Regions from separate parts of the Homo sapiens genome. Here region 2 is linked to region 1. The links are chromatin loops, found by intact Hi-C in ENCODE. Cell type or tissue: Caco-2. All regions are shown on one strand. Each heading gives the region's core, and the rest is flanking DNA. Links, peaks and the distances in the headings are about the cores only. Region 1 has its middle 39 kb from the start of TSEN2. Region 2 overlaps PPARG (peroxisome proliferator activated receptor gamma).

Region 1 (16,601 bases), core at 3,575-11,574:
ACAAAGCTGCACACCCTGTTTCTCCAGCCGCCATAAGAAATTAGGCTGGCCTGAGTTTCTGGCTCCTTTTTTACAATGTGGGTGCAGAGCAAGGAGCCTAGGAGGCTCAGGGTCGGAAGAGGTGGCAGCACTAGCTGATGTCACATAGCGAATTTCCAACTAGAGGAAGCCAGAGGGGCAGCTTCACCACCTCCACTGAGGGGCAAAGAGGGAAGGGGACAGAGGCATCTGTGGCGGGCTTTCTTGGTGGCTTCTGGACTCCAGTGACTTTTTCTTGGCTCCCTCGAGGCTAAAAAGCAGGTATTTTCCTGGACAGGTCCTCCTTGCTTGACATCACCCGCTGACCGTGTGGTGCTGATGGAAAGAGCTGGGTGAGAGAGGGGCTGGATGTTGGCCTCTGGATACCCATTCCCTTGGAAATACCTAGTGGAGATGGGCGGGTGCGGGGCTCCTAATTCTACATCCTGAGAGAAAGAACCAAAGCTCATTTCCACCATGCCCATCCCCATTGCTTTCTGGTCCCCCTTTTCCTACTCATTCACTCCAAGAGTTTGGGTTATGAGACAGGAGGACCAAGATGCCTGATGGTCACTAGGTGGCCCCCTCCCTACCTTCTGCTCACCCCCTCATCCTGGTTCTTGACCTCAGCCCCTGGCTGTCTCTGCATCATGAATGTTGTTATTTGCACGTCTCCACCCTGACCGTGGGATTGCACCTGGTACATCCTCCATTTAACACCAACTGAAAAGAAATAGCAGGGTTTTAAGAATTCAAAAGATCATACAATGTCCCAGAGCCCCACCGCATTCATTAAACACATAATCCATACTCCAGTCATGTCTAGCAGGTTATGATGGTGACCGCGACTAGGCCCTGCTCTCAAGGGGGGCACAGTCTGTGGATGAGTAGTCACAGCTCAGCAGACGCAACAAGTGCCTAGAGAGGTGAAAGGATTTGCAGAGCGTGTGCATAGGCCCAAGAGTGTGAAATTCTCCAAGCGTTCAGAAAACGGCCAGGTGAGGGGCGTGGCCCACAGCTCCCAGGCTAAAATGTGGATGTGGCCAGTCAGCGGCAAATTGTGGGAGCCTTGTCCTCCCTGACGAGGAGCTCTCTCGGGCTGTGTTGGTAGCAACTGGGATCCGGGGATGCTGCCAGGCAGAAGAGAGACATGGTCAAATTTGCAATTTGGAAAGTCAGCGCCCCGAAAGTCAACACTCCCCAAAGTAGAAATTCTCTCTACAATGCTCCTGATGGTTGCCCAACCCACAGACAACTACTGAAGAGACAAGAAGCTCTCTCCCCTCTAAGGCCCTGGGTGATTTCCACCCCGCAGGCCTGGCTCTGCCCCTGGGCTCACACTTACCACATGCTTGCTCCTGCACCCTGGGGGCTCCAGCTCACCTCCTTCCCTTTCATCTGGTCGCAATATCTTGCCTCAATCATAAACAGCTTAAGGACACTGGCCCTATCCCCTGTTGATATCCATTCCCTACCGTTGCTCATATTGCCCCAAGCTACAAAGGCCCTCTGCTTCCAGGAGCTTCGTTTCACCTTCTTAATCTAATTCATGGAGATCTCATGGTCATTTTTATCCACATATGTCAAAGCCTGCCTGTCCCATATCTCATGTCCAGAAAAGGCCTGCATTGGTCATAGACCTCAAGAAAATTAGAGGCTGGGCACGGCGGCTCATGCCTGTAATCCCAGCACTTTGGGAGGCTGAGGCGGGCAGATCACCTGAGGTCAGAAGTTCAAGACTAGCCTGGCTAATATGGTGAAACCTCGTCTCTACTAAAAATACAAAAATTAGCTGGGCATGGTGGCGTGTGCCTGTAGTCCCAGCTACTCAGGAGGCTGAGGCAGAAGAATTGCTTGAACCCAGGAGGCAGAGTTTGCAGTGAGCCGAGATCGCACCACTGCACTCCAGCCTGGGCAAAAGAGTGAGACTCTGTCTCCAAAAATAAAAATTAAAAAAAAGCATATTAAAAACAAAAGAGATTATTATATAAGACACTTAGAACTGTGTGTAGCACACAGTATGTGTTCAATAAATAGCAACTATTATTGGAGACGGCACCCTGGGGTGGAATGCAGAGTTACGCTGATTTGGGTTAAAAGTCTAACTTCACAGCTATGGTTCTAGGTCCATATGGCTTTGGCCAATCTCTTAATCTTTCTAGGCCTTAATTGCCCTCATATGTAAAATGAGATAATATCCACCTTAGAGGGCTGTTATGAGGCTTAAATGTAATAATGGTTGTAAAACACTTCACACAGGTTCCCGGTACATCCAAACCAGTCGGTAGTGTTGGCTGCGGGTAACGTTATTGCCGCGGCTGTTAAAGTGCCCCACCTTTAAGGAGGCATTCTGGGCCCACGGGACAGGTCTTCCTGTGCAAGTGTTCTGGACCTCACCTGAGGAGCCTGGAAACTCAAAGCCGGGATTGAATTTGGCACTTGGCAGTAGAGTAAAAATACATTCTCTCAAAAGATTTTGCCTCCAATCTATAAGGATTAGGAGAAAAAAACAGTATTTGAAAGACAACTGCTGTGTTCTGATTTAGAACACATGCTCAGGATGAGGCTACAAAAACATTCTCTCCCCAAGTAGTGGGACTTTTCTCTTGTGACTTACACTCCTAATTTTAGCCTAATATTACATAGTTGGAATTTCCAGAGGGGTTATAAAGAATAAGAAAATTGCTAATTTGAGTCTGTAGGGAGTGGGTTGGGATATTTTCATCCCCTCCGGAGCTGTGTAAATATGTTCCAGGCCAAAAGTTCCCAGGAGAGTGTCATTCCTGGGGTCTATTTAGTGCCACGGGCTTGACTCAAGGAGGATCCTAGTGGCTTCCCGCAAGAGTTGGAAAATTGTGATCCCCTGGCCATTTTTCCACAATACTGGAAGCCGGAAAGTGTAGGTTAGAGCCCCCATTGTCCGTTTGAGACTTAGCACTGCCATTTTCTATGTATGTGGCCTTGGGTAGGTCACTTTCCTCTCTGGGGACATCATACCTGGCCTGTAGAACTATCTCAGCAAATTACATCTAATTCCTTCATGATGAATGGGCCTCAGTTTCCCTAGCCATAAAATGGGAATAGCAGCACCTACCCTGCATGTTTTATAGAGTAAATGAAAAAAAGCAGGGCAAGCCTGATCACTACTCTTTACAGATAAGAAAGGCCCATAGAGGTGAAGGAGCTAGGCCAGAAAAATGGAGAGGCAGGGCTGAGGCTGGACCTCAGGCTTCCAGAGGCCCACCCCTGCTAGGGCTCTTTCTTGGTATGCTGTGCTGTCTCCAGAATAACCAAAGACAGTGTTGCCTGGTTGGCAGAGCAAAAGCGTTAGGGCAGGAAAGACTAAAGTTTGACTTTGGTTCTGCCGCATACTATCTGTGCAACCTTAGGTAAGTTGCTTCCTGTCTCTGGGCCTCAGTTTCTTCATCTAGTTGGCGAAGTCCCCAATTCCTATCTGATAGAGTTGTTGTGAGAATGAGAGGTCATAAGTGGATGAAGTGCTTAAGTCCCATAAACTATTAAAATCTTCAAAAGACGAGTACCTCCAACCTCACAGGATTTGCTAGGAGCTCATCCTGGCCAGGGGACATTGGTAACCAGCATCCACCACCAGAGAAGAAATCATGAGACTCTGCCCATGAGGACCTGTCCAGTGTTGCCTGGGTCTGATAGGGGTTTGCAGTGGGACTTGGGAAGTCACTTTCTCAGAGCCTCAGTTTCCCCATCTCCACAGAGAGCTGGTCTGCCCTTCTAGCTCTGATATCCCAAGGCCTTGGGGGCCTCCAGGGGAGGCTGGCAGGAAGAAAGAGCCCTCTCTGGCTGACCCTCGGAGGCCTGTGTTCTCTGCTGCCTGTGCTTGCATTCAGCCCTCCTAGCGACCTAGGCCTGGACCAGGCAACAGCCAGCACTTATTAAAGGCCTGGGGCTGGTCCAGCCACCTCCAAGGGGAGGGGAGGGACACCGGATGGATGGCTGGTTCCCACCCAAAGCCAAGCTGCTCAGAGAGGGGCGTTGTGCTGAGTCAGCGGGTTGGCAGCTCCTGGCCCGGGGTCTCTGGCCGCCTGAGCCTGCCAGATGGGCTGGAGCCAGGAAGGCCTCCGAGGAGCCGGCGTGTTATCGATGATGCTGCCGCTGCTGCCACAGCAGTGGGAAACGTGCCCTGGAAAAGCCTCTCCCCAGCCAGGCCTCCCAGGGCTGCAGGGTGGGGGACGGTTGCTGGGGAAGGAGGAGTTTTAGGAGTTGCCTCCTACTGTCAAGATTCTAGCCAGGGCTGCCCCCCTCGTGTCCCCTGTCTCCCCACTCTGTCACCTCACGATAGCAAGTATTCTCCAGCACCAAGTACAAGCTTTACTTATAAACTGCCCTCTGTCTGCTGAATCCTTCCACAAGCCCGGTGAGGTGGTTTATGGGTCAGGATCCCAGCAGGGGGAAATGGCACACTCAAAAGAGACCATTGAGGAGCGTGTCATGCAGAGACTAGATTCAAAGTCGTGGGAGGGTTAAATGAAGGGAAACCAGGAAAGGATAGTGAAACATGCCAAGGCCGGCCTCCGCAGAAAGCCTTTACCCCCCACCCGCCCAGCTCTAAAGGACAAGGGAAGAAAAGGTGGCACAACCTCCAGAGGGCTGCAGGCAGAGAAGAGGCTCCCCTCAGGAGTCGCACCCCTAACACCAAGGAATGCAACCACTGGTCACTCCAGCATGGCCAAGAGGAGTCCTTTTCTCCTCTCAACCTCCTGCCAAAGTCTCCCATTGGCCAAGTCCAGCTGGAAGCCAGAGAGCAAAAGAGCCAATGGATACCATGCGTGCGATTCAGCCTCCTGGAGCACACAGCCTGGTAGAGAAGAGTGGAGGGGGCATCTGAGGGGCAAGGAGAATATTCCGCACAGGTGGACAGTATTCTCAAGCCCATGATACTCAAAGGGAAAGAGAGAAACTGAACTCTGAGGTCACAGAGCCATAACTCCATTCTAGGATTCCAACTTAGGTCCTCCTAGCCCCAGAGCCATGGTCTTTCCATTACATGAGACCTGCTGCAAGAGAGGACCTAGGAACCACGGCAGAAGGAAAGGGAGCTTGACTCATTCTGCATCTCCTTACGTCCCTAGCCAGGGTGGGTGCTTGCAGCTGGGAACCCGGTGCGACCCTATGGGGTGCTTCCTGCATGTTTCCATCATGTTCCCTGGAGATGTGAGGAGTGTAGTCTAATGCAGCCCACGCAGGTTTTCCTCTGAAAGTTAACATGAGCTTTGTCATTTACTCCTATATATGTAAATACCTTATATATAGATATTATATATATTTGTAACTTTAAAATTAATGTATAAAGTATCATTTAGAAGTTAAATGACTTCATTTATTTCTACCTACCCCAAAACTTTGAGAAGAAAAAGAGTCCCCAGCATGGAGCACTACATCTTTCCTATGGCTTCGGGTGCCCCTAAGAGAGGGCTGTGTACCCCACTTTGAGAGGCACAGACCCTCCTGTCCTTCAGGGAGAGAAGTTCCTTGCCCAGCGTCTCCTGGGTAATAGTCAGACTTTGAGTCCCGTGACCCTGCTTTTTGCACGGTGGAGACAAAGGAAATCTGGCCAAAATGGAGCCCAGGAGACAGCCTGAAAGGGGAGAAAAGGTCACTCATGGTCAGCCTGAGAGGAGGGAAGAGGAAAAGATTTGAGCTCCGTGTCAGCAAATGCTCACTGACATTCTCTGTCCCCAGCTGTCCCCGTGCTCTGGGGATACATAGATAAGCCTGGCATGACTTGGGTCACCAAAGAACTCACTCTCATGGAAGAGATAAACACAAACGCTGGCAACGCCAAGACACCCGACAGGTGCCAGGAGTGGAATGGCTCGGAGGCAGGCAGGCGGGTTCAAATCCCCCACGCAGCCATTTCTTAGCTGTATCACCGTAGGCAAGCCATGTAACTGTCTAGGTTTCCTCTTTTATAATTGGGCAAGCTCATACCTACTTCCCAAAGTTACCGTTAAGGAATGAGATAGATGAAGTATGAGAGCACTTAGCACGTAACCCAATGCCACAAATGCCGGGACAGAGGGTTGTGCACGTCACGACGAAAGAGGACAGCCATGTTTCTCCAGCCCCACATTGCACTTATGATTCGACGTCGAAAGAATTTATTTTAAATTTCCCAGATAACCTGAGCTCTGTGGTTTCTGTTGCTATGGAAGTGGGGAAGAGGTTTCACTCTGCCCCGGGGAGGTAAAGGGAAGGCTTCACAGTGGAGGTGACATTTGAGATGAGTGGGAGGATTTATAAGAGTGGCCCAGGCAGACAAGGAAGAAACAGCTGGCAAAGGGCTCATGCACAAAAGCACGTGGCATGTTGGGAAGTATAAATATTGAGATGTGGCTGGGATATGAGGGTGCTGGGGGAGGAGGAATGGCTGGAACACTAGAATAGAATCAAGGCTTTTTTAATATAGGTCGGGACTTAAACTGATGGACGGAGTGATTTCTACTTTATCCAGGGAGCATGGAAAGCCTTGGAAGGTTTTAAGCAGGGAAGTTGCAAATCAGATATTCCCTCTGGTGATCCCTTCATCAGCCGAGGAGATAGGACTTGACTGGAGGGTGGGAGACCACGAGGAGGCTGTGACCATCATACAGATAAGAGGTGGCAGTGGCATGGTGAGGGAATGGCACTGGCATTGGGGTCGGAAGGAGTAGACAGATTTGGGAAACAGTCCAGGATCTACTTAACATGGAGGTGAGGGAGGGGGAACTCTCAAGGTGATACTCAGGTGACATGGATTGTGGGACAGGGACATGCTCTTTATTGGACTAGGGGGCTTGTTGGAGAGAACATTCATAAGTTCTGCTTCAGAAATCCTGAGGGTGAGGTATCTGTGGGGCACCCAGGCGGGGGTGTCTCGTTGGCTGTTTGATCTATGGGTGTCTGGAGCTTAGAGGTGCAGGCAGGCTGGGGAAGAAGGTGACCAGGGTTACAGAACAGCCACAGTAAAGGAGGCCAACATGTGTTCCTGCTGGAGCTCCCTGTAGGACCGTAGGTCAATCATCTTGCCCCGCAAACCCCATTTTCCCACTGGGCTCAGGAGGTCTGAATGTCTGCGTTGTCTTTGTATCCACTGGCTCCCTAAAGATGTACAGAGCGCCTTCTGCATGCCGGGGGCTGCTGGAGAAATGGGATTCCCATTTAACTGCCCGTCATCTCATTTCTCCAGCACAGTGACCATCTGAGAGAAATAGTATTGTTCCATTTCACAGGTGGGTAAACTGAGGCCATTAAGTGACAGAACTGGGAGTTCTTCTAAATTCAAATACGGTGACTGTCCTTCAAATTGGCAGAACCAAAGACCTCTGGGAATTGAAGGTTAGGGGCCTCCATAAATGGGCCTCCCCCTCCCCTGTGGCTGTTTATGCTGCCCCAGAGTGGGTATTTCTTCTACTCTGTCTCCACACACAGACGCGCACACCGTCCAAGAGGCATGCCTTGCTGACTCCTTCACAGGACTTTATTCTCTCCGGTAACTCAAAGGAAAGGTTCCCTGAGTGCCTATCTCGCCTCTGGGAGAGAGAGTTTTATTATCAGGGCAGCAGTGGCCCAGACGGCAGGGCCCCACAGGGCAGAGTCCTTTCACTCTTCAGATTCCTTCTCCCCGGGCTGCTGCCACCGCCCCCTCCTGCCCTGATCTGCATCCCTGGACCCCAGCCAGCGCCAAAACAGCGCTGAAAGTCAGCCCCGGCTCAGAAGCCCTGCCCGTTCTTCCTTCCCACCCCCATGTTTTCAAGCATGAAGCCTTGGGGCCTCCGTTTTCGCATCAATCAGATGGAGGTGATCCTTATTTCTACAGACCTAACAGGGCCATATGGAGGATTAGATGAGATAATGGAAGGAGAAAGTGCTTCGCAAACACCACAGACTAGCACTCCTGGGGCCGCCGTGTTATTAGTACTGTTACCTGACCTGGTGTCTCTGTACCCGCGGCTCCTGAGTCAGTCCTCAGGGCAGGTACAATTCCAGCTCCAAGGGAATGAGGTTTTCTCCCTGGAGCTATTGGAGGTCCCCCAGCAAACTTTCTGCCTGGTTTTTACAAGCTTTGTGAGAGGGTTTGTGCTGTGACTAACACCCGATCCTCTGACTCCCTTGGTCACCACTACCTGCTGGGCAGGAAGTCAGCAGGACTCGACCCCCCTTAATCACTGCCACCTTCCCATGACCCGCCTCAATCACGTCTCTTTACAGTTGGGCAGAGCCGGCTGGGCCTCCTCAAACTTCCATATCTGCACCGGGAGATCACTGATAGGGCTAATGGCATTTGCTTGCCTCCACACCCTGGGCCCAGTGCTCCAGGAGTCACGCAATCCCACAGGCCCAGGGCGGAAACTGTTCCCACAGCAGCAAGGCCCTCCGGCCTGGGGAGCCTCCCCGCCCCATAAAATATATGAAAAGAGCCTTTCTTCATGGCCACCTGGCCAGCCAGCCTCAAAGCCACAGGAAGTCCCCTCTCCTCCCCATCACTGCCCACCTCCATCCCTCCTGCCCTCACCCTACCACCCACCTCTGTGCACTCTCTCTCTCTCTCGCTGTCTCTCTCTCTCTGCGTTTGGGCTCCCAGGGATCTCCAGACCCCTAATTTCTCCTGCCAGGCATGAAAACTTTGCTAATTTGACAGCCCTCCATTGAATCACATATTCAGTCATTTGTTCATTCATTTGTTCAGTACTCACCAGGTGTCACCTCTGAGACAGGCCCTATTGTTGAATGCTGGGGACATAAAGATGAGTGAGACAATCCCTGACATCCAGCAGTGTGTGGGTTGGGATTGGGATGGAGAAACTGGAGGTAGGGACCACTGACGAGGCTGCTGCAGCAGCTCCAATGCAGGAGGCTGGCCCGTGTCCCTCGGCCTTACCACCTGGGTGCACACTGGCCCGACTTCTGGCCGCCAGCCCCTGTGGTTCCTTGCCTGAGCCCTTTCTAGCCACAGAAGTGTGCTTTGCTGTTCCATGCAGTCGACTAGATTTGCCAGGGTCTCAGTGCTCCCCAGGAGTGCTCTTGACTGAGGACTGATGATTAATTTAGTTGGGGCATATAGACCCCTGCTCCCTCACATCTCAGGTAGGATATCTGTTCTGCACTGACTCCCAGAGTTTCCCCAGTGGGATTCAGAGCCACTCTCCCACAGTGCCAACCTGCCTGAAAACAACTTTTCTGGCTGCCTTCTCTTCCAGGTCTCATTTCCTCACTCACTGCCTTACCCGTATTCTCTTATCTTCCAAATAAACTACTTGCACTCAAATCCTTTCTCAGGGTCTGCTTGTTGGAGGAGGCCAAACTAAGTAGACAGCAGGTTAGCAATAGAGGTGGCTGGAGTTAGGACAGCGGCAGTCACCCACTTATACAGATAGCGAGAACACGCTTGAGCACCTACTGTATACCCAGATCCTGAATGCTGAGGACACTGGGGTGAATCTGTCATGGGCCCTGCCTTTAAGAAACACACTGGGGCCAGGTGCAGTGGCTCACACCCGTAATCCCAGCACTTTGGGAGTCAGAAGTTCGAGACCAGCCTGGCCAACATGCCGAAACCCTGTCTCTACTAAAAAAAAAAAAAATACAAAAATTAGCCAGGTGTGGTGGCATGCACCTGTAATTCCAGCTACCCAGGAGGCTGAGGCACAAGAATCACTTGAACCTGGGGAGACGGAGGTTGCAGTAAACCAAGATCGCGCCACTGCACTTCAGCCTGGGTGATGGAGTGAGACTCTATCTCAAAAAAGAAAGAGAGAAAGAGAGAGAGAGAGAGAGGGAGGGAGGGAGGAAGGAAGGGAAGGAGAGAGGGGGGAAGAAATGCACTGGGCTGAGCACGGCGGCTCATGCCTGTAATCCCAGCACTTTGGATGGCCCAGGTGGGTGGATCACTTGAGCCCAAAAATTTGAGACCAGCCTGGGCAACATGGCAAAACCTCGTGTCTACAAAAAATACAAAAATTAGCTGGGCATGTTGGCTCACACCTGTAGTCCCAGCTACCTGGGAGGCTGAGGTGGGGGCATCACTTGAGCCCAGGAAGTCAAGGCTACAGTGAGCCGTGATCACACGACTGCATTCCTGCCTGGGTGACAGAGTGAGTCCCTATAAAAAAAAAAAAGAAAGAAAGAAAAGGGAAGGAAGGAGAAAGAAAGAGAGAGAAAGAAAAAGAGAGAAGAGAAAGAAAGAAAAAGAAAAGAAAAGAGAAAAGAAAAGAAAAAAGAAAGGGAAAAGAAAGAAATGCACTGTCTAGTGAGTGAGGCAGACAAGTAAACCAACAGTTACCAGCAGAGATATGGGCGATAACGGAACTTAGTATGGGATGCTATGGGCACACAATGGAGAGCCCCTAACTCAGCCTGGAGGATGGAGGAGGCAACAACTAAGCTGTGTCTTTTTTTTTATTTTTTTTGCTTGAGACAGAGTCTCGCTCTGTCACCCAGGCTGGAGTGCAGTGGCGAGATCTCGGCTCACTTCAATCTCTGCCTCCCGGGTTCAAGCGATTCTCCTGCCTCAGCCTCCTGAGTAGCTGGGATTACAGACAGGCACCACCAAGCCAGGTGTATTTTTGTGTTTTTAGTAGAGACAGGGCTTCACCATATTGGCCAGGCTGGTCTCAAACTCCTGACCTCAGGTGAAGTGCCCAGCTCAGCCTCCCAAAGTGCTGGGATTACAGGCGTGAGCCACCGCACCCAGCCTAAGCTGTGTCTTAAATGTTCAGTAGGAGCTGCTCAAGCGGAGAAAGTGAGTAAGGGTGCTTCAGGTAAAGGAACAGTATAGGTAAAGGCACAGAAGTATAACCAAGCACAGCCCAGTTCCAGAAACACTAAGCTGTCCACTGGGGATGGGACATTGGGCATATATGAAAGAATAGTGGGAAATGAGCCAGATTCCAGATCCTAAAAGGGCTCTTGGACATTACATTTTTTAAAGGGGAATCTGAATACATCAATGTTTAACCCGAAGACATGAAACTCTAGCCAGGTATGGTGACACACCCCTGTAGTCCCAGCTACCCAGGAGGTTGAGGCCAGAGGATCATTTGAGGCCAGCAGTTGGAGGCTGTGGTGAGCCATGGTTGCACCTGTGAATAGCCACTGCACTCAGCCTGGGCAACATAGTGGGACCAAAAAAGAAAGAAGAAAGAGAGAAAAAGAAAAAGAAAGAGGAAGGAAGGAAGAAGAAGAGAAGGAAGGGAGGGAGGGAGGAAGGAAGGAAGGAAGGAGAAGGGAAGGAAGGAAGGAGAAGAAGGGAAGGAAGGAAGGAGAAGAAGGGAAGGAAGGAGGGAGAAGAAGGGAAGGAAGGAGAAGAAGGGAAGGAAGGAGGGAGAAGAAGGGAAGGAAGGAAGGAGAAGAAGGGAAGGAAGGAAGGAGAAGAAGGGAAGGAAGGAAGGAGAAGAAGGGAAGGAAGGAAGGAGAAGAAGGGAAGGAAGGAAGGAGAAGAAGAGAAGGAAGGAGGGAGAAGAAGGGAAGGAAGGAAGGAGAAGGGAAGGAAGGAAGAAGAAGGGAAGGAAGGAGGGAGAAGAAGGGAAGGAAGGAAGGAGAAGAAGGGAAGGAAGGAAGGAGAAGAAGGGAAGGAAGGAAGGAGAAGAAGGGAAGGAAGGAAGGAGAAGAAGGGAAGGAAGGAAGGAGAAGAAGAGAAGGAAGGAGGGAGAAGAAGGGAAGGAAGGAAGGAGAAGGGAAGGAAGGAAGAAGAAGGGAAGGAAGGAAGGAGAAGATGGGAAGGAAGGAAGGAAGGTCGGTCGTCTAACAAGGGCATATTTCAGACAGCTTAGGAAGCTCCTTCCCTTCTCCTTGTCCTGCTTCACTAAGGGTCCAGGCCTGGCTGAGACCAAATGGCTGTTTGCAAAATGTCCTGGGGGTAGTCTCTGCAGCAATGACTGAGGAGGCTTAGGAGGAAAGGTTAGACTAGAGGGACAGCAAGCAGGGCAGCACTGTGCCCCCTTGTGTCAGCCAAGCCAGCCGTCAAAGCCCTTCCAGAATGATGCTTCCCAGGACCCAGCTTCCACCCTCTTCAGAGAGCCTTGTCTCTTTGAAGTGTGGAAAATCAGGTTTGGATGCTAATTTGTGTTGATATGGGGAGGGGTGATTCTGACATACCTGGGTACATCCGGGAGCCAATGGAATGGAACTGCCAAAAACCAGACCTGTGAGCAACCAGAAGCCTCTTAAAGAGTGGTGAGTGGGCATGGTGGCTCATGCTTGTCATCCCAGCACTTTGGGAGGCCAGGGCAGGAGGATCACTTGAGGCCAGGAGTTTGAGACCAGCCTGGGCAATATAGCAAGACCCCCGTCTCTACAAAAAATTAAAAAATTAGCCAGGTGTGGTGGTGCATGCCTATAGTCTCAGCTACTCAGGAGGCTGAGGCAGGAGGATCACTTGACCCTGGAAGGCTCCAGTGAACTGTGTTTGTACCACTGCACTCCAGCCTGGACAACAGAGTGAGACCCTGTCAAAAAAAAAAAAAAGAGTGAGGAATGACCGGTCTGAGGAGCTTGACCTGGTAGCAAAGCCTTCTGTGGTGGGAGGTGCAATTCCAAGTTCAGCAGGAGGCTGTCACAAATGTCTTCCCAGCCCAGCTCCATTGACTTCTATCTGGGTCCTAGAACAGAAAAGGCCTCCAGTTAAATCCTGGAAGAGTTGCTTTAATAAAATCTCTGTTCCAAGTTCTTTTCATGAGTTATCTCATTTAGTTTCACGACAGCTCAATAAGGCACTTATTAAATTACCATGTACCTTTTTAAGAAGTAAATGAGGGACAGAATTGCTAAGTAATTTACCCAAGGACACGTAGTTTTTAAATTGGCAGGGACACCACACCGCAGCTCAGCTCAAGGTGAAGTAGTCACCGCCAAGAAATCTAGCAGGATCATGGGAGCTCCAGACCAGAAACTGCCATGTTTTTTAGGCAGCACCTGCTGGTGTTCAAACTTCAACCTGATTGGTCTATCCAAGGTCACATGATGCACCACCTACCCAATTGCTGTGTCCAGGGGGATGCAAAAAGCCAATGGGCTTAACCCTATGTCACATGCCCATCCCTGAAGCAGAGGTTGGAGTCCCACCCGAACCACACTGGGCAGACAAGAATTTCTGCAAACAAAAATCCAGGGCTGTTGCCAAAGGAAAAGGAAATCGTTTCTGGAGCAAATATCTTGCAACCACTATAGTCACCTAAGGGAAACATGATTTATTCCATCTACAACAGGACATGGAGCACAAAGAGAATTGTGTCAAGATCCCACCAGGATACAGCAGGCACACTCGAAGTGGGTAATTTGAAGAGTGCTTAATAATAAAGGGATCATTTACAAAGGGGCGGGCAGAGTGTAGTGAAACCACAGGGATGGGGCCGAGTCCAGGACCAGTCACCTTCCACAAGTCACCAGAACCTGTAGAGGGAGTCAGCTGTGGGAAGACAGTGGCCTGACAGGAGCCTGACCATGGTCCAGGGAGGCAGCCAGCCTGTGGGGACACCGTGGGGAAGGAACTGGGGGAATAAATCTTGGATCCCTCTCTGTTTCCCCAACCTGGCTTCCTGCATATGTCTCATTGACTGAAGCCAGCCAGAAACCAGAGGGGGAGGATGCCTGTTGATGCAAACCATACAAGTCAGCCTCCCAGGGTGCAAAGCATGGGGCGTGGATCCAGAGAGGCAATGAAGGCACCCAGCACATCTTACTACTCCCTGAAAGCAGAGCCTGAGACAGGGACTTGGGCATAGCAGTGTGTGGGGGAGGAGATTTAGAGGAACCAGTCGTGTGTGAGAGAGTGAGACAAAGAGGGAGGAAGAGTTGCTGCTCTCCCCATAGAGAAATACTCCCAAGATGGTTCGTTTGAAGGACAGGCCTCATCCCTGTTGGTTGAGGATTGCCCCAGGGGCATCCTGATGGTATTTATTTATGTGCAGAGAAGGCTCCCATAGTCAGAGAAAGGAGAATGTCCTGGTGCAGAAGGTAAGGAGATGTGCTGCATTTACCTGTGAGGGGCTTTGATTATGCAAGTGAGTCTCAGCTTGCACCAAACCATTCACCATCTCAGCTGTGGCTGAAATCAGAAGTGAGCTGAGGGATGGGACACGGGGTACCAAAAGCATAGGCATCTGCAAAATAGGTCTCATGTAGAGTCTTAACGGTCTGCATTCTAGACCAACATCCCAGGAGGCCCTAAAAATGCTGGGCAGCAAAGCACAATTGCAGAAAATTTCCATGCAGGATAAAATATCATGTGTTGGCACCAGAGGATGTGAGCAAGTCAGAGTCCCTCAGAAGAGGGAAGGAACAGTTAATCAGACTGATACATCATTTTATACTTCTAGTGCATCAGTTATTCTACTGCTGCATAACAAATTTCCAAGATGGCTCACTCACAGGGTATTATGGACTGAACGTTTCCCCTCCAGATTTGTATGTTGAAGTCCTAATTCCCAATGTAGTTGTATTTGGGGCCTTTGGGAAGGTAATTAAGGTTTGATGAGGTCATAAAGATGGTTATAGTCCAGTAAGACTGGTGTCTTTTTAAAAAGAGGAAGAGGCACCAGGAGCATGCACACACAGGGAAGAAGGACCTGTGAGGACACAGCGAGAAGACAGCTGTCTGCAAGCCCAGGAGAGAGCCCTCCCCAGAGACCAGCCCTGCTGCCACCTTGATCTTGGCCTTCCAGCTTCCAGAACTGTGAGAAAATTAATTTCGGTTTTTGAAGGTCCCCAGGCTGTGGCATTTTGCTATGGCAGCCGTAGCAGCCAAGTACATGTGGTTGTTGGCGGGAGGCCTCAGTTCCTCACCACGTAGACCTCCCTGCTGCATCTTCACAACATGGCAGCTGGCTTCCCCGAGTGAGGAATCTAAAAGAGCAAGGTGAATCCACAGTGCCTCTTATGGCCTAGCCTTGGAAGTTATATTCCATTATTTTCACAAGATCCTATAGGTCACACAGGCCAGCCCTATTCACTGCAACAAGGGAGCAAGAGCATGAATGCCAGGAGGCTGGGCATCCTCCTGGAGTGTGAGCATAGAGCTGGCTTGTACAGGCACTCAGTATTTAGTGACTGTTGACTGTGCCCCAGCACCATGCAAGCCCTGCACCACAGCCCCTTTCCCCAAGAGCTTATATTATTTTGGGAAAGTTAATGTACAGTTTGAATAAGGAGAGGCCAGACACGCTAGTGTTCAAGAGAACCATAAATTGAAAAGGCTCAAGTGGCTAAAAGTGGCCTTGGAGAAGCTCCAGATAAGTTAGTGGTGGACAGAGAGCCAGCTGTGCCCATATTCAGACCCTGGAAGGGGAAGGTCCTTAGTGCTTGGAGGGTGGGGGTAGGAAGCTGTAGGCCTCTCTGCAACTCGCCCAGAGCCTCCAGTGGTGGCCGAGTGACATTGAGCTGATCCTGCCCCACTGTTTTCTGCCTAATGGCTGACACCACCTTAGATTGTTGTTCCAGTTGGGAACAAGCCTGGAGACCTTGAGAGCAGGAAAGGCCCCCAGAGGCCATCAGATCTCATGTTTGATGTGAAAAAACTGAAGCCCAGAGAGAAAAGGGGATTGTCCAAGGTCATCAGGAAGCAAACATGTACTCAGCACCCTCTTTGGGCCACATCGTGGGCCTGGCTCTTCACACTCATCATGTCATTTAATCTCTACATCAACCCTGAACTGTAGGAATGGTATACCCTGTTTTACAGATGAGGAAATTAAGGCTCAGCGAAGAGAAGTGAGCTGTCCGCAGTCACAGAGTGAAAAAGTGATGGAACCTAGATTGGAGCACAGATCTCTCTGGGGTAGAAGGTGGACAAATGGAAGAGATGGCAGGATCGAACATCTACGCCCCTACCAATGGTGGCCTCTGGGAACTGTTTCTGCCTCCAGCCCTCTCTAGCCCTGGCAGGAGCTCCCTGAATGGTGCCAGGGACACATGGCCATATTTAGCAATCCCCAAGAACAGCAGGCCCGCTCTGGGACAGAGCACACAGAGGTGACCCCACTGAGCTCTTGGCTGCCTCCATGTTCCCCATTGCAAGAAGAGTTGCCGCCATGTGAAGCAACTATTGCCACAGGCATGGAGCCTCAGCATCTCAGGATAAGGCCATGGGGACTCAGGGGACCTGAGCTCTGGCGCAAAGGCTCATATGATCAGGACCAGCGTTGTGCAACGGTTTGGGTCAAGGGTTTGCCAGTCAGAGGCTCTGATAAACAATGCTGGCCTCCTTAGATACCAACACAACAAGTTTTTGTTGGGTGTGTCCATAGAGTGGCAGCCCCGAGACAGGACATTGAAATAGACATTATTTCATATGGTCACAACACCCCTTATAGATGAGGAAACTGAGGCCAGAGAGGGGACATGACACACCCAAGGTCACAAAGTTATTAAGTGCCCAGGTTGAAATTCAAACCCAGGGCTACCCTCCACCACAGTCTGCCACCTTACTTTAAGGAGAACGCTCCCTGCTCCCAGGATGCATGGTTGGGTCGGCAGCCATTTCCTTGTGTTTACATTAGGATCCCTATTGAAGGGCTGTCCGGATTGGCAGTGTTGCCCAGGGGTTAAATGTGGGGCATTAAGTGACTAGCAGA
Region 2 (16,601 bases), core at 3,266-11,265, 90 kb before region 1:
GAGACCCTGTCTCAAAAAAAAAAAGACACAGCTGAGTGTGGTGGCGAGCAACTGAAATCCTAGCTGCTCTGGAGGCTGAGGCAGGGGGGTCACTTGAGCCCAGGAGTTGGAGACTAGCCTGGGCAACATAGCAAGACCCCGGTCAAAAATTTTTTTAATTTAAAAAATTTTCCAAAAGGGGCACAGATACATTGAACATTGACCTTCCTTTGTCTGCTTTTATGGGACTATCCGGCTTGTTGTGATGGTTGTGGTGAAATTTACATCCAGGATACAGGATTATTTGTTCTTCTCAAAGGAGTGTCCCATTGGCCCAGCATTTCTCTCATGTTGTCTCTCCCCTGGGACTATGAAGAAACCCTGAACTGATGCAACCACCACTTGAAAATAAAGTTCCAAGCCAATCTGAATTGCACTAGGAAAAGGCAGCCATTCTTTTGGGTAGGGGGAGAAGTGAGCTTGGCTGGTCATTCTGGTTGTTAGCAATTATCTGGCTTCCGTGGGAGCATCATCCAGAAATTTACATCTTATTGAAACAAGAAGAAAATGGATGCTATTATCAGTTCGTTAGGTCTCTAAACTCCTTCTTGAATGATACATGTGATATGGATGTGCTGTTCTTTCATTACTCTCATCATCAACAAAAACAATATGTGTGTTTTAATGCCAACCAGGGACTCTGCTAGGTTCTAGGGATGCAATGAGATCTAAATGCTTAACCTTTTAGAAGCTAGCATAAATGTTAGTAGCACTTACAGCATTAAATGAAGCAGATTTTTAAATGAGGTTATAGCAAAAGAAAAAAATACTGTACATACAATTTTATACCAATACTAACATAGCTTATTTCACACAAAAGAAAAAGCTATTTAAGCAATTTTAAAAATTCATATTCATTCTAGAGAATAAATTCCAAATTTATAGCAAAAAAAGAGTGAAGTTTTCATTAGCTTTCAAGAATAATGCAGGCTCCAAAGTATTTAATATTCTATATTATGGGAATATTTTATGTAAGTCATCCCAACACCAAGTAATGCTAAAAATAACTTTATATAGGTTCAATACCATGATTTTATTAACTATAGATTTTTAGACCTTTTCTTACTTTTTGTTATTGAATCATTCACAGCTTTTATTGGTTGAATTGCCTTCTCCTAAAAGTACCAAAGTGTGAAGAGTTTTTATGGCTGAGTAATATTCAGATTCTTGTAGCCAAAGACAGGTTCTGTGAAGTAATATTGAAGACTAAATGTTGAAGAGTAGCTTTCTCTAATACCAAGCGGTCAATTTTTTCAAATATCATGAACTGGGGTAGAGTTAAGTTTTCATCCTCCTCATTATAGAATCATTCCTCATTATCCCCATTCTTTCTCCTGCTGAGGATGTGGTGGTGTACTCAAAGTCACATCCATACCCTTCTGTCTCCAAAGTCCTAGGAGAGATGGCCCTCTTCTCAACCTCTACATTGCACAGAACCTTACATCCCTCAACAGAAGGAGTACATAGTGCATAAGGAAAGTGGTCTTTTACCACTCCTCCTCACTCTGTAACATTACCAAGGACTATCCTGCAAGGGGACCATCCATAGGATGAATAGCAATAGACTGCTGCATTGACGTGCAAAGTGCTGACAACCCATTGGTGTACAAAGCACCCTAAGCAAGATCTAAAGTTCTAAGATCTTATCATGTAAATCACCAGCATGCTGTTTTATGTATCTTATTGTAATATCCTTCCAATCAGTATTATAAAGGGCAGGACACTGGGGGAATCTTAAGGCTTTGAAGATAGGGATAGTCACGTGCATGTCTTATAAATTCTCTGATGATCATATACTGTTTACTGGTAGTAATGACTGTACTTAAACAAATATATTGTTTCTCATATCATTGCATGCCAATTGACCTTCAAGTTTAAGCCAATGAAAAGATCACTCTTTTAAGTATATTTGGATAATTTTGATATAGTTACATGTGAACTCATTAAGTATAGAAACCTTGGCTTATTATTTACCACCTAAGCCTAGGTCAGTACCTGGTGCTTAGTAGGTATTTGATGAATGATGGGATGAATAAATGTGGAAATAAGTCTTTTCAGTATCTAAAGACAAAACAGATACATAATAAGATACAAATGAGATTGGCTCATCTATCTTTATTTTCATTCATTTGAATGTCCATGTAAGCAAGTTATTTCTTAAGTGACCCAGCACTGCAGTGCAACTATCATTAACATAAAATATGATTAAATAATCCACATTGTATAACTGTTTTGTTAGTAATGTAGGGATGCTTTGCGTGTTGCTTGGTTTGTGTATGCTGCCAAAAGTGTAAGCAACATTTACTGAGCTGCTATGTGGCAGGCCCTGTGTTTATTAAAATTGTAGTTTTTGCTAATTGACTGTTTTTTGACACATCCGTCTTGTTCATCATTGTCTACCTAGCACCTAGCTTTAGGCTTGCCACATATTATATTGGCAATGAATATTTGTTGAACAAACAAATGCATGAAATGTAATGAGTAAGACAGGTTTTCGCTTTCAAGTAAAACATAGTCTGGGGGAAGACGGAATGTCAGAATGTGGTGGGTGCTATAGGAGTAGGTGTTATCAGATTCTGATGCTATGGAATAATAAATTGTTAAAATATGTAATCTTATGTTTCAGAAGCTAAAGCACAGTATGGGAACTATTAGAGGCTTAGAAGGCCTCACTACCCACTAGACTCAGAAGTTGAATAGTGTCTGAGAAAAAAGAGAATAGAAGTAACAGTAGATGAAGAGTCCAGAAGTGAGACCCTTTGAGGACATGAGGACAGGTGGAAGGACTGCATCTGTGTGTTGCCAAAGAGTAACAGAGACTGGTATAGGACTTGAGTTCAATTCAGTCATATCCTTAAGTATTGTGCCATCGTGTCTGGATTACTTTGTAGTATAAGTAAATTTCCAAGCATGGGGAGGAAAGGAGAAGCTCCTTTATTGAGAATTCAACTGAATATAGAGAAAACTAATTTTACACAACTGTAATCACTGTAGTCATTTGGACAAATTAGCAAACCCAAGTTTTGCTTTAACTTGGATTGCCTTAATAAAGATGTTTTGGGGCTTAATGGCACAGTTGCTCAACTCCCCCACTTTATTCCGTGATGTTCAGACCCAGCCAGCATTTCCCCATCAGGCTCTTGCACCATGATTGACAGGGACACTTTTACTAGTCCCCTTGAAGAATGAATAGTTACTCAATGGAGATTAACCAGATATATATTTATTTTACTCAGAATATCACGATAAGTATAATTCAGAGAATTATTGCCTTCTAATATACTGCCCTGTGTGGGGGCGTCTTTGAAAGTCCGCAAAGTCACTGCAATTCTAATAGGCCACTCATGTGACAAGACCTGCTCCCACATCGGTAATTTGGCACAGCTAGTATTTCTCCTTGCCAAAAAGGGCAAAGGCCTTGAGCAAGAAGCCAGCTTTTTCCTGATTACAAAACTGACCACAATTCCTCGCCAACCTAACAGCGTAAGTCTATTTTTTTCTGGTGGTGTGTTATTCTTCTCATAGAGAACTCCATTTTTTCATTATGACATAGCACTTATCGTTTAAACATCAATTGATGTTCAAACATCAGCTGGTGTAACATTGCTGCAGTTGCTATTGATGGATAAGCTGAAGTTTTTAAGAAAGCAAACCCGATGTATAAAATTGAAACCATATCAAACCCTTCTTCATTCTCTCAGCTATTTAATTTTACAGAATTTAGATAGCAGTCAGTATCATTTTGGGCTTCACAAATCAGTAGAGTAAGTACCTTAGGAATATAACATTTCAGTAGCATGCTGATACCAACGTTTAAACTATGGATACATATTTGAATTCCAAATTTTTCTTCAAATAATGTGATTAGAGATTCAACCAGGAATAGACACCGAAAGAAAACTTTGCCCAAATAAGCTTTCTGGTATTTCATAAGCAAGAGATTTAAGTTTTCCATTTAAGAAGCAATTGTGAATTTTACAACAATAAAAAATGCAAGTGGATATTGAACAGTCTCTGCTCTGATAATTCTAAATACAGTACAGTTCACGCCCCTCACAAGACACTGAACATGTGGGTCACCGGCGAGACAGTGTGGCAATATTTTCCCTGTAATGTACCAAGTCTTGCCAAAGCAGTGAACATTATGACACAACTTTTTGTCACAGCTGGCTCCTAATAGGACAGTGCCAGCCAATTCAAGCCCAGTCCTTTCTGTGTTTATTCCCATCTCTCCCAAATATTTGGAAACTGATGTCTTGACTCATGGGTGTATTCACAAATTCTGTTACTTCAAGTCTTTTTCTTTTAACGGATTGATCTTTTGCTAGATAGAGACAAAATATCAGTGTGAATTACAGCAAACCCCTATTCCATGCTGTTATGGGTGAAACTCTGGGAGATTCTCCTATTGACCCAGAAAGCGATTCCTTCACTGATACACTGTCTGCAAACATATCACAAGGTAAAGTTCCTTCCAGATACGGCTATTGGGGACGTGGGGGCATTTATGTAAGGGTAAAATTGCTCTTGTAGTTTGTCTTCCAGGTTGTGTTTGTTTTAATACTATCATGTGTACACTCCAGTATTTTAATGCTTAGCTCGTTGCTATCGCGTTCATTTAAAAACATGTTCAGAACCTTAAAAAAGGAAACCTAACCTAATCTATTTTATCTCTGTGCATGGCTCCCATTTCCTGAATTTTAAGCATTAAAGGTATAGTTATATCCAAAAACAATCCTGTTCATTTTTATTTCCTGAGTTTGCATAGATTTCCCAAGAATACATAAGGGCTTTTTAGACTTGAAGGGTCACTTTTTCCTCTTTTCATCTCATATGTTAGAGATCTCTCATAACTGTTTTTATCCCTCTTGCAGCACTTTTATTCCTCTTGAAGTACTCTCAGCTCTTTTCTGTTCTATTTTGAAATCTAGGTATTGTGTGTGCACTTCAGCTCTCCCAAAGAATTGTAAATTCCCAGAGTGTAGGACCAAGTGGTGCTCTTTATTAGATTTCTTAGGATACTTCCTAGCATAGTGCCTAATGCATTGCAGAATAGATTGTCGGAACCTTGAAAAATATCTGTTCCAAGCATCACATTTTATGCATAAAGAAAATGAGGTCCCTAAAACAGTAAATGCCTATTGCAAGTGACTACCTATTAACTTCTCTTCAGATGTGTCAGAATCAGATACCTCCTTTTCAATATTTCTTTCTTGGCCATTGCAAAATATAAGTTCTCCATTTCTATAGCTCCTTCTACTGGAGTTTCTTAGCACAGCCTTTTCTGTTTTGTATTGTCTCGTATTGATGTCTATATTTCTATTCATTTTATTTTTCTCTTCTCAGATTCTGTGTAAAAATAGATTGTTAGCTAGTGTGATTCATGTTTTATAATATAAGTGCTAAAGCATTAAAATTAAGTCACTTAATTGCTGAAATGGATGGCTTTACATTTTAACCTTTTAATTTTCCTGGAAGCCTGAAGTTTGAACATATTAGTCACCGTTTTTAAAATATAAAGCTTTTTAAAAATGAGTAAGAAAATGTTTCCTGAAGTACTGTTTTATTTTATTACAGTAATTTGATTCAACATGTATTTCTATCATCTAAGCCTCTTAACTAGGAGTTTTGTTTTATTCCATAAATTGTTGTTATTCTGTTTTTCTGCAAGCCATAAAAATTGTTGCTATCTTTCTTCAGTTATTAATTTAGCCTGCCTCAGGGCAGAATGTCCTGGCTATACTGTGAAATAGTTCTTGAGTCAAAATTTGATAGTTTTGTCTATTTTGAAAGAACATGTCTAGAATGCAGTGCAACAAATATCAACAAATAGGTTAACTGAGAGGCAAGTACTGTTTGTGGTAAGGGATGGTTATGTGATTCAAGTTAGTTTTCATTCTGTGCTAATCTCTAATTTTATGCTTTGAATTTACTCTGAGTTTAATTTTTTTGAGTCTCAATTTCCTCTAAAAGAATGATCCAGTACTTTTCTTCCTAATTAACATAGTGCAGAATGAAATTATTAGCAATTAAAACATTATATTTTGTACCAATAATTTAACCCTTGTCTTATAGGGTCTCTGGCTACTACTTCTTCATAAGCACTGTTTCTCTGTTAAAAATGTGAGCTCCTAAAGGCCCAAGACCTATGATTGTTACTCCTATTGCATTTTGTAAATGACCTTTAAATAATTACTCCACCTCTTCCAAAACAGACAGACTTAAAAATAAATTAGCTATATGATCATCATTAGCCGAGGCCAGCAGAGTTGAACACTGTGGAGTTGAGGTATTTGGCATGGGTACAGTAGTCCTCTTAGGTGCTCCTTCTTCCTCATCATAGGCAAAGTGAAATTGGGGGTGTTGCAAATGGTTGGGTACTGCTATTTAAGAAAAAGTGGCACATTTAGTGTGAATGACTCAGATATCCAGGTAGATTGGTCATATTCATGAGATTAAAAATCTCGACTACACTTAGCCACTATGCCCAAAGAGGACTTCCATACTTTTTCCAAGGCTCCATCATTGCTGTGACCCCTTTATATTATTCCCCTTTCTCTTTTTATCAAGAGCTCCTCAAGCAACCCCAAGTAACCTCATGCTGGCTCTGAAACCATTTCCACTAGTAAAAATTGGCAAGATTGAAGGGAAGCTTCCACAAGCTCAAGCTGAATATGCCTCCTGCTTTTAGTGCCAGACTTAGTCCTGTGTGAATTCTACAATTTTAAGTCGTTGCACCAGAGCCTTGAAAGATGATGACACACTTGTCCTTTGGAGCTGATTGAGCAATGGAAATATGCCTTAGAGACATGATAAATGCTGCAATAGACAATCCTTCAAAACGAGTCTCTCCTGAGATAGGAGTGAGTGATTGATTGCATGCCATTTTTATTGAGGGATACTTAATCTGTGGTTACATATCTCCAGGCAACTGTATATTCAGAAACATTTAGATAACTGACCAAAGTTTTCACCTTTCCAGAAGTTTAAAGGGACCCATGTAGTACCAGGGAATATAAGGACCAGTCCTTTGTTGGCCACATATTTGCTGTGTGAATTTAAGCACGCCATTTTTCTTCTCTGGCCTTCTGTTTCCACATATATTAACAGAATACACAGGATTAATGGGAGGATTAAATGACACAATACTTGTGCAAGTAGATCTAAAGCCCTATATGGAATTTATTGCTTTAGCCTTGTAGCGTTAATCACTTGTGGCTAGAATAGAAGGCTCCGTTTAAAAAAAGAAAAGGCTGGGTACAGTGGCTCACATCTGTAATCCCACAACTTTGGGAGGCCGAGGCGGGCAGATCACGAGGTCAGGAGGTCAAGAGGTCAAGACCATCCTGGCTAACACGATGAAACCCTGTCTCTACTAAAAATACAAAAAATTAGCCAGGCGTGGTGGTGGGCGCCTGTAGTCCCAGCTACTCAGGAGGCTGAGGTAGGAGAATGGCGTGAACCCAGGAGGCAGAGGTTGCAGTGAGGCTGAGATTGCGCCACTGCACTCCAGCCTGGGCGACAGAGCGAGACTCCATCTCAAAAAAAAAAAAAAAAAAGAAAAGAAACCTACATTTTAAACACTTTATGGATATGGAAAAACAAAAACCGCAGAACTCTTTATTGCACAAGAGTAAGTGGCAGTTATATGAATGAAGCGGGGCATCCGCATGATCTCCTGTGAGTGTTTTGAGAAGATGATCAAACTTAGAGAAAGCATCTTTGTGTCTAATTTTTTTAAATGATGAAATTATTTCCCACTTTCATTAATATTTTCCTGTGAAGAAATTGAAGTTATTCTTTGGGCCTAAATAAAAGTGACAATTACATGTTTTCTTCTCAGAGGCATTGAGAAACTTGGATTATAATGTTTTTCGTACACTGAAGTAGAAGTCCAGAAAAGATTTGAGTTATTGACACAGATCTTCTTTTTTTTTTGAGACAGAGCCTCACTCTGTCACCCAGGCTAGAGTGCAGAGGCCTGATATCATATTTCACCACAGCCTCAACCTCCCTGGGCTTCGGTGATCCTCCCACCTCAGCCTCACTAGTAGCTGGGACTACAGGCGTACCTTACCACACCCAGCAAATTTTTGTAATTTTTATAGAGACAGGATTTCACCATGTTGTCCAAGCTGGTCTTGAACTCCTGGGCTCAAGGAATTCTCCCGCCTCGACCTCCCAAAGTGCTGGGATTACAGGCGTGAGCCATCGCAGCCTGCCCCTGAATTCCATAATTTCACGTGTAATTAGAATTCAAGACCTTTTTCTTGAATATTACTCTTGTCCATATTAATTTTTTTCTGAGTATGGCTCTAGCTTTATCATTTTTTTCTGACTTAACTCTGATTAACCTCTTTTTTCATCACCAGTACTTGGCAGATTTTGTAGATTTCTAAACTCTGAAAATCACTGTTTTTCTGAAAACTGTCATTTGTCTCATACTTTCCTCCAAAATTATGAATTATAGGAAACACCCCAAAGAAGTATCATTTACATTAGCTGTTTACAAGAAAATACAGGGTTTCATTTTTAATTTTATTTTCCCCTACTATCTCTAAGGAATACAACTTGTCTTGAAAGCTCCCTGACAGCAGCTATCCATTTAATCTGCCAATTGCAGTATAAAAATTGGTTATTAAATGAAAAACAATTGTATACCTCTCACAGAGGTTGTCATATATTACTATTTTTGTCAGCATTCTCACTTATAACTCTGTTAGGATAATCCTGGGAAAATTTCTAAAATCTTCATAGCTCTTTCGTTAGGTACATATTCCTTGAGACAGAGGAAATCTGAGCAAAGTAAATTTCTTCATTATCTTAGATCAACAAAAGTGATACAGAGCTTCTGTCCTGTTAGCTCCCTTTGGACGCTTAAAATAGGCACTAGAGGTTGTCCAGTAAATGCTTCATATCCATCTACTAGTGCTGAATATTTGTGAAAATATAGGTGATAATGAATTAGACTCGTTTGAATGGAATTAAGTTTCTGTAAAGTTTTACCAGATTGTCTTTTTTTTGTTTTTTGTTTTTTGTTTTGGTAAAAGCAGTTTTGCACCTGTAACTAATTTAAAGACGAAGAAATTGCACATGTAACTGATAGCAACTGCCATCCAACTCTTATAACCTCAGAATCAAGATCACGTGGCTATTTGAGTACACAGTGTTTTAAACCGTGTAATTTTTATTTGAGCAAGGGATTGCCAACACAAGATCGAGGTTCCCACAAGTGGTGAATGGCACTTGTGGTTAACACTGTAAAGCAGATTTAAAACAGTCAACTGTCAATTGCCTACAAGGGAATTATTCCTCATCACCTCATGCCAGGTTTTTATATGGCCTTTTAGCTGACCTTCTAAATGAGAAACTTTGCCATCCAGTGCAAACTGCCAATAGTCCTAAAATGCCTATCTTTATTATCAGTCTAATAATATTTATTGAGTGCCGATTTTCAAGGCACCATAGTGAATGCTGTGAAATCTAGACACTTTTTCCCTGGCTTTCAAAGCTCTTTATAATCCAGGCATATTTTATATATTTTACCTTATTTCTCACCACATTCCAGGCATTGGCCTGTCTTGCTCTGTTCACACTAATCTCTTTGTCCCAAGAGTAAGGCCGACCCACCCTTGCTCCAAGCCTAGTATGTCTTGAAATGCCTTTCCTAATTCTTCCATCTTTTCAAATCGTCCCTGTCCTTCAAGGTCAGCTTCAAGTAACCTCTACTCCGTGAAGCATTCTCTGAATTCATTGCTGTTCATTGCTCCCTCTCTCCTCTAAACTGAAAATGTGTTCAGAATATCTCTCTTCTGCCGCTTCCACTGCCTTCAGCCCAGTCCAGGACACCGTCTGTGCCTGGCTGCTAGTCTCTTGATGGGGTTTTCAGCTTCCATCCTAACCTCACAACAGCCTAGTCTCAACCGGTCACCCACAGAGATGATGCTCAAATGTGAGTCAGATCCGTCACTCCACCCATAGCCCTGCAGTGGTTCCCCATTTCACTTGTAACAAAAGTCCAAGTCTGGCCCCTACCTCCTGCCCTACCCCAGCTGACCCCTCTGGTCTTCTCTCTCTCTTCCACCCACTCTGCTCCAAGCACGCCGGCCTCCTTGCTGTTCCTTCCACATTCCAGATGCTCTCCTGCCTTCGTGCACCTGCCCCAGCTCTTGTTCCTGTCCAGGACCCTCTTCCTCTGGCATTCTCTGGGCCACCTCTGTCAATTCCCTATAATCTTGGCTCAAATCTTACCTTAGAGTGAGGGTGACCTTGGCCTTCCCTATCCTAGGACAGGGGAATTACATATCCTCCCCATTGCCCTTCCTCCTCTACTCTACAATTTCCTATTTAAAAAGCATTTATCGTCTTCTAACATGCCATGTAATTTATTGGTGGATTCTATGTATTGCTTACTGTCTGCTTCACCTCCCTGGAATGTTAACCGCATGAAGGCAGAGATCTTTGTCTAGTTTGTTCACCCACTGATGTATTCCAAATACCTGAATAGTATTGCTCATTAATACTTGCTAAATGAAAGAATAGAATCCTCTAACACTTACGGCTTCTATCACACAATTTAGCCCTGAGTTCAAACTGTCTGGTATTATTTCCTGTTTTATGTATTCCCTAAGCCAAATCATATAGTCACTGAAGAAAAGATCCATGTTTTATTCTATATTCCACAAATGCCAAACACATAATAAGTATAATCAGGTCTTGTTGACTTATTAATACCAAGCTGATCTCCTAAGGTCAGAGACTGGAATATATTTAGCAAATAAATACAAAATTTTAGTGTATGTTAAATATTATTCTAAAACCAATGCTAATATAAACAAACCAAGTACTGGATATGCTACAAACCAGGCACAAATATGTTTTGAATTATCTGTTAGTTAATTTGCACCGTGTCCCTCCATTAGTTTGAGTAGCATTCATTGAATATCATTTGAATATTAATTTAAACATCATTTGTTTGTGAGTTACCCAAATCCCTGGCTTCTTCTGCAAATCTACCCACCTTTTGATACTTCCATTATTTATTTGAACATCCAAAACACTTATTTGCTAGCAATGTTTAAAAAAGAGTAGCTTATTTAATTAGCTAATATCTAATATATGAAGCACTTAAAGTATTAATTGCCTGATATGTAATAGGTGCCAAACACGTCAGTTCTGTCTTCTTCTCATCTTTAAAATGGAAGTTAATACAGACATAATGTCTCCCCTTGGGTCTTTTAAGTCAGATCTTTAGGAAAAAGTAAAATATTCTCATTATTCTTATTATTTTGCTTGCATTAGCAATAAAGTATGCCTGATTTAAGTTCACTGGACATTATCTTACTATTATCTATACTTTACCTAAAGCCCTGCCTTTAGTTTTGTAAATAAAATTATAGACCTATTAGATAGATTGAGCAAGTTTGCTTAGTGGATTAAAATATGATGCTAATAAGAGCCAAAGTGAGTTTGATAATGGGTTGGCCAGATTTACACAGAAGTCTTTGCCATTTACAAAGAGTTCTGTTTGCCATTGATACAGTCACATTTCTAGCCACAATTACCCAAGATATGTAAACAGTTAACTCAGGAGAAACCAACTCAATTTTCAGGTATATGCCATATACAAAATCTCATCACCTTTGCTATTATATACACTTAGTATTATTTCTTAAGCAATATCATGTAATATAAGGGGCACGTTGATGACAGGGACATGTACCTTTTTCTTGGGATTTCAATATGAATGACCATCCAAATCTTGATCATCCCAATGGCTCCACATAATTTGGACACCATGTCTACCAGAAAGCTATCCCTGATTATTTCAGGACATGTTAGTATCTTTCTTTTCCACATTTCTAAAGTACTTACTATCTCTATCACGAGTCTGGTCTCTGTACTTCCTTCTGCTACTAAACATCTCTCACCTTGGTAAGCTTCTCAAGAACCACAATACTATGTGTTTCTTGTAAGGCCTGAAAAACACCTTGCACGTAGTATTAGGTGATTAGCTATCTTGATTTAAGGTTTTAGATTACTGATTGAACATTTACTGAGCTGAAGATATAGAGAAAGAAAAATGCCAAAGAAAATAAAATGAGGAAGTTTGGAAAAGAGAAACACACTAGTAAAATATGATGGTAACTTCTAAGAAGCAAGGTTTATAAAATAGATTGTTGATACAAAGAAAACATTATAAAAAAATGGGTAGCTTGAATGGATTTAACCCCCAACTTTATTTAATTTAAATGGAATGCCTCAAAAGACTACTCAGCTGATCCAAACATAGTAACTTCCCAAACACAAGACTCTTGACGTAGGCCTCAGAATTTGGGGAAAAAAATTCCTGCATTGTTTAAAAATACAGTGTCCTTGTAAAGCAGAATAGGCCTTATATACAAGCCAAATATATCAGTTCTAAAGCAAAAACAAAACTTTTCCTACTTACTCTTTTATTTCTTTTTTTTTTTTTTTTTTGAGACAGAGTCTCACTCTGTCACCCAGGCTGAAGTGCAGTGGCGCCGTCTCAGCTCACTGCAACCTCTGCCCCCTGGGTTCACACAATCCTCCTGCCTCAGCCTCCCGAGTAACTGGGATTAGAGGCACCCACCACCACGCCTGGCTAATTTTGTATTTTTAGTAGAGACGGGGTTTCACCATGTTGGCAGGGTGGTCTCAAACTCCTGATCTCAAGTGATCCGACTGCCTGCACTTTTCAAAGTGCTGGATTGCAGATGTGAGCCACTATGCCCAGCCTGCTTCACTCTTTTAGATAAAATGTACACCCTTTGAATTTTTACTTCCGCCATTTACACTGATTTGAAGTCCTTGGTTGAATATGTATTTAGCCTTCACTGTGCAAGGAAGCTGGTTACAAAAACAGATAGTTTATTAAAATACTTGTGTTGGTTTTTAAAAAAGAATAATTTTAATACAGTTTTTCTCTTCTTTCTTTTTGCTCTTTTTGTTATTTTTTAATAGAGACACGGTCTGGCTATGTTGTTCAGACTGGTTTCGAACTCTGGCCTCAAGTGGTCCTCCCATCTTGGCTTCCCAAAGTGCTGGGATTACAGATGTGAGCCACCATGGCTGGCCTTAATACTGTTTTATGAGTTCTGAATTGAATAATTTTTAAGTGAATGTCCTAAAATTCTATGACAATCCTTTTAACACAACTGGAAGAGTTTTTGTTGGCTTACTTGGTTTGTCTGCATGTTTCCTTCTGTCATCCCCCACTCCTAGGACCCATATGGAACATTCTCTCTTAATTAACTCTTTTATTGAAGTATAATATACTTAGAGGAAAAATGTCCAAATCATTTTCACAAGTGAACATACTTGCGAAATTAGCACCCAGACAAAAAAAAAAAAAAACAGAACAATACCAGCACTCCAGAAGCCCTCTGACTATTCTAATTTCTAACTCATTGTTAAGTTTTGCCCAGTTTTGAATTTTATATAAATAAAATTACACATTGTTTACTCTTTTGTGTCTGGATTCTTTTGCTTAGCATTTATTCGTGAGATTAATCACACTATTGAATGTAATTGTACTTCATTCTCATTACTGTATAGTGTTTCATTGTATAAATATATCACAACATATTTATCCTACTGTTGATGGGCATTCAGATGGTTTTCAGTATTGCAAATAGTACTGCTATGAACATTGTCCTGTAGGTCTCTTAGTGAAGGAGCGTATGCATTTCTGGTAGCTATATGCTTCAGCCAATAATAGAGTATGTTGAGCTTCAGGAGACGTTGCCAACAGTTCTGAACAGGACTCTAGAAATCTATACTTCTACTAGAAGTGCATGAGTGTTCTAGCTCTTCTACACCATCACTGGTACTTGGCATTCTCTGTCTTTTTCACGTTAGCCATTCTGATGGGTGTGTTGGTATCATATTCTAATTTTAATCTCCCCTTTTCTGATGTCTAAAAAGTTAAACACTTTAAAAAGCGTTTGTTGTCCATTTGGCTATCCTTTCTTGTAAAGTACCTGTTCAAGTCTTTCACCCATTTTTATATTGAGTACTTTAGGTAAACGTTCTAAAGCATACCTTGTCAGATACATGTATTGTAAATATCTCCTCTTACTCTGTGTGCTTTTTCGTTTACTTAATAAACAGATATTTCTAATCAATATAGTCTGATATACTAGATTTTTCTTTTACAGTAAGTGCTTTTTATATCCTTTGGAAGAAAGCTTTGCCTACTCCAAGGTTGATAAAGTGTGTTTTTATTTTAAAAGTTTTCTGGTTTTATATTTCACATTTAGATCCATAATCCACACAGAATTGACTTTTGTGTATGTTGTAAGGCAAGGGTTTATCTCTTTCATGGGGATATCCAGTTGACCTGCTTCGTTTATTGAAAAGATCATCCTTTGCCCACTCCCCAGCAGTGACATTTCTGTCATAAACCAGGTGACCATATAGGTCTGGGATTTATTCTGGACTTACTCTTCTATTGCATTGTATTTTTGCACCAATTAAGATTGCCTTAAGTACTGTAACTTTATAAATAGTTTGATATCTGGTAGTATAAATCCTCCAGCGTTGCTCTTCCCCTTCAAGATTTCCTTGCCACTTGGCCTCTTGAATTTCCTTATAAATTTTAGACTCAGCATATCAATTACCACACAAAAGTGCCGAGATTTTGATTGGAATTGTTCTGAATCTATAGATAAATTGGGAGATAATTGAAAGCTTTACAATATTGAGTCCTTCAATCCATGAACATGAACTATCCTTTCACTTATTTATTCTTTAATTTTTTTAAATAGTATATTTGAGTTTTCATTATGGAGATCTTACACATATTTTGTTAGATTTTTTCCCCTGGGTATTTGATTGTTTTAATGCTGTTGCAAAAATAATTTTTAAATTTCATTTTCTACTTGTTGCTGGCTTATAGAAATATAATTGGTTTTTGAATATTGACCTTGTACCCAGCAACTTTGCTAAATTATTTTATTAACTATAATGAGTTTTTTTGTGGATTTTTAAAAACACAGTCTGCCTAACATGGTGGCTCATGCCTGTAATCCCAGAACTTTGGGAGGCTGAGGTGGGTGGATCACTTTGAGCTCAGGAGTTCGAGACCAGCCTGGCCAGCATAGTGAAACCCTGTCTCTACTAAAAATACGAAAAATTAGCCAGGCATGGTGGCATGCCCCTGTAATCCCAGCTACTTGGGAGGCTGAGGCAGGAGAATTGCCCTAATGCCAGAGGTGGACGTTGGAGTGAGCTAAGATAATGCCACTGTACTCCAGCCTGGGCAACAGAGTGAGACTTCGTCTCAAAAATAAATAAATAAATAAATAAATAAATAAATAAATAAATAAATAAATAAAACGAACAACAACAACAAAATACAGTCATGTCATCTGTAAGTAATGTTAGTTTTAGTTTTATTTCTTCTTTTCCAATTATTCTTTGTCTTTTTCCTTTGTTGCATTGGATGGATTTCCAGTACAGTGGTGAGTAGAAGTAATGATAGTATCATTACCTTGTTGCTGATCTCAAGAGGAAGGCTTTAAATATTTCACCATCAGGTATGATGGCTACTCTAGGATTTTTGTTTGTTTATTTGTTTGTTTTTTATAGATTTTCTTTAGCAGACTAATGAAGTTCCCTTTCCTTCCTAAGAGGTTTTTTATTTAAAAAAAAAATTATGAGTGAATGTTGAATTATATCAAATGCTTTCATAGTTTGTTGTGGTGGTGGTTGTTTTTGAGACAGGGTCTCACTTTGTCTCCAAGCTGGATCATGGTGCATTGCAGCCTCAACCTCCTGGGCTCAAGTGATCCTCCCACCTCAGCCTCTTCCAGTAGCTGGGACCACAGCACATCACCACACCCAGCTAATTTTTAAAAAATTGTTATAGAGACAGGGTCTCACTGTGTTGTCTAGGCTGGTCTTGAACTCTTAGGCTCAAGTAATCCTCCCACCTTGGCCTCCCAAAGTGCTGGGATTACAGGTGTGAGCCACTGTATCTAGCCTAGAATATTTTTTATAGTGCTCAGGAGAAAGATTAAAAGTATGAAAAGTGTCTACTATGTATACTTTAATATCATATTGTAATACATTTGAAGATACTATATGGTATAACTAATGAAAATCTTCAAATCAGCTCATAACCACTAGAGATCTGGCTGTATCTGTTTTGACACTTTTGTTCTCAGTATCTGTTTAGCTTAAGACCCTTGTCTTCTCATTAAGAGTGCTTGACACAGTAAGTTGAAAACATAATTTCAAAAGAGCATAGAGTGTCACATGGTTTGCCAGACTAAACAACTCTGAGTAAGAAAGTGGCTTTCCCCCTATGGTAATGCCAAGCTACTAGAGGACCTTCAGTGGTAAAGTATGATTTAAAACCCTGACCCCATCTGTCTTTTCCCATTTGCAGTAAGTCCTTTATAGTGTTTGAAGGTGGGCACAGCAGGGAAACAGTACTCTGGCAGATCTGCGGTGGCTCCCTCCTTTCTGAGTCATTACACACTCTTCTGGATCATTCCTTTCATTTTTCCTTTTCCTCTCCTCTCCCCTATTTTCAT

Evidence for each region. A loop is a pair of places that touch in the nucleus more often than their neighbours do. Peaks named below come from ENCODE experiments on the same cell type or tissue, not always from the same donor. Only the 100,000 strongest peaks of a DNase experiment are listed, where the experiment ranks them.
Region 2: it touches region 1 in a loop (10-fold over the local background); 2 of 110 quality-filtered maps call a loop at or near these places.

Annotation. Positions count from the first base shown.
Region 1 is chr3:12,437,055-12,453,655 of GRCh38, forward strand. No RefSeq gene overlaps it. Among named protein-coding and RNA genes, the nearest start is that of TSEN2, 39 kb to the right of the region's middle. RefSeq lists an enhancer at 7,499-8,698. In Caco-2, for the core only: no CTCF peak of the experiment used is centred there; DNase peaks (open chromatin) are centred at 7,647 and 8,267.
Region 2 is chr3:12,347,174-12,363,774 of GRCh38, forward strand. The region is part of intron 2 of PPARG (peroxisome proliferator activated receptor gamma); the gene reads left to right. Among named protein-coding and RNA genes, the nearest start is that of PPARG, 66 kb to the left of the region's middle. In Caco-2, for the core only: no CTCF peak of the experiment used is centred there; no DNase peak of the experiment used is centred there.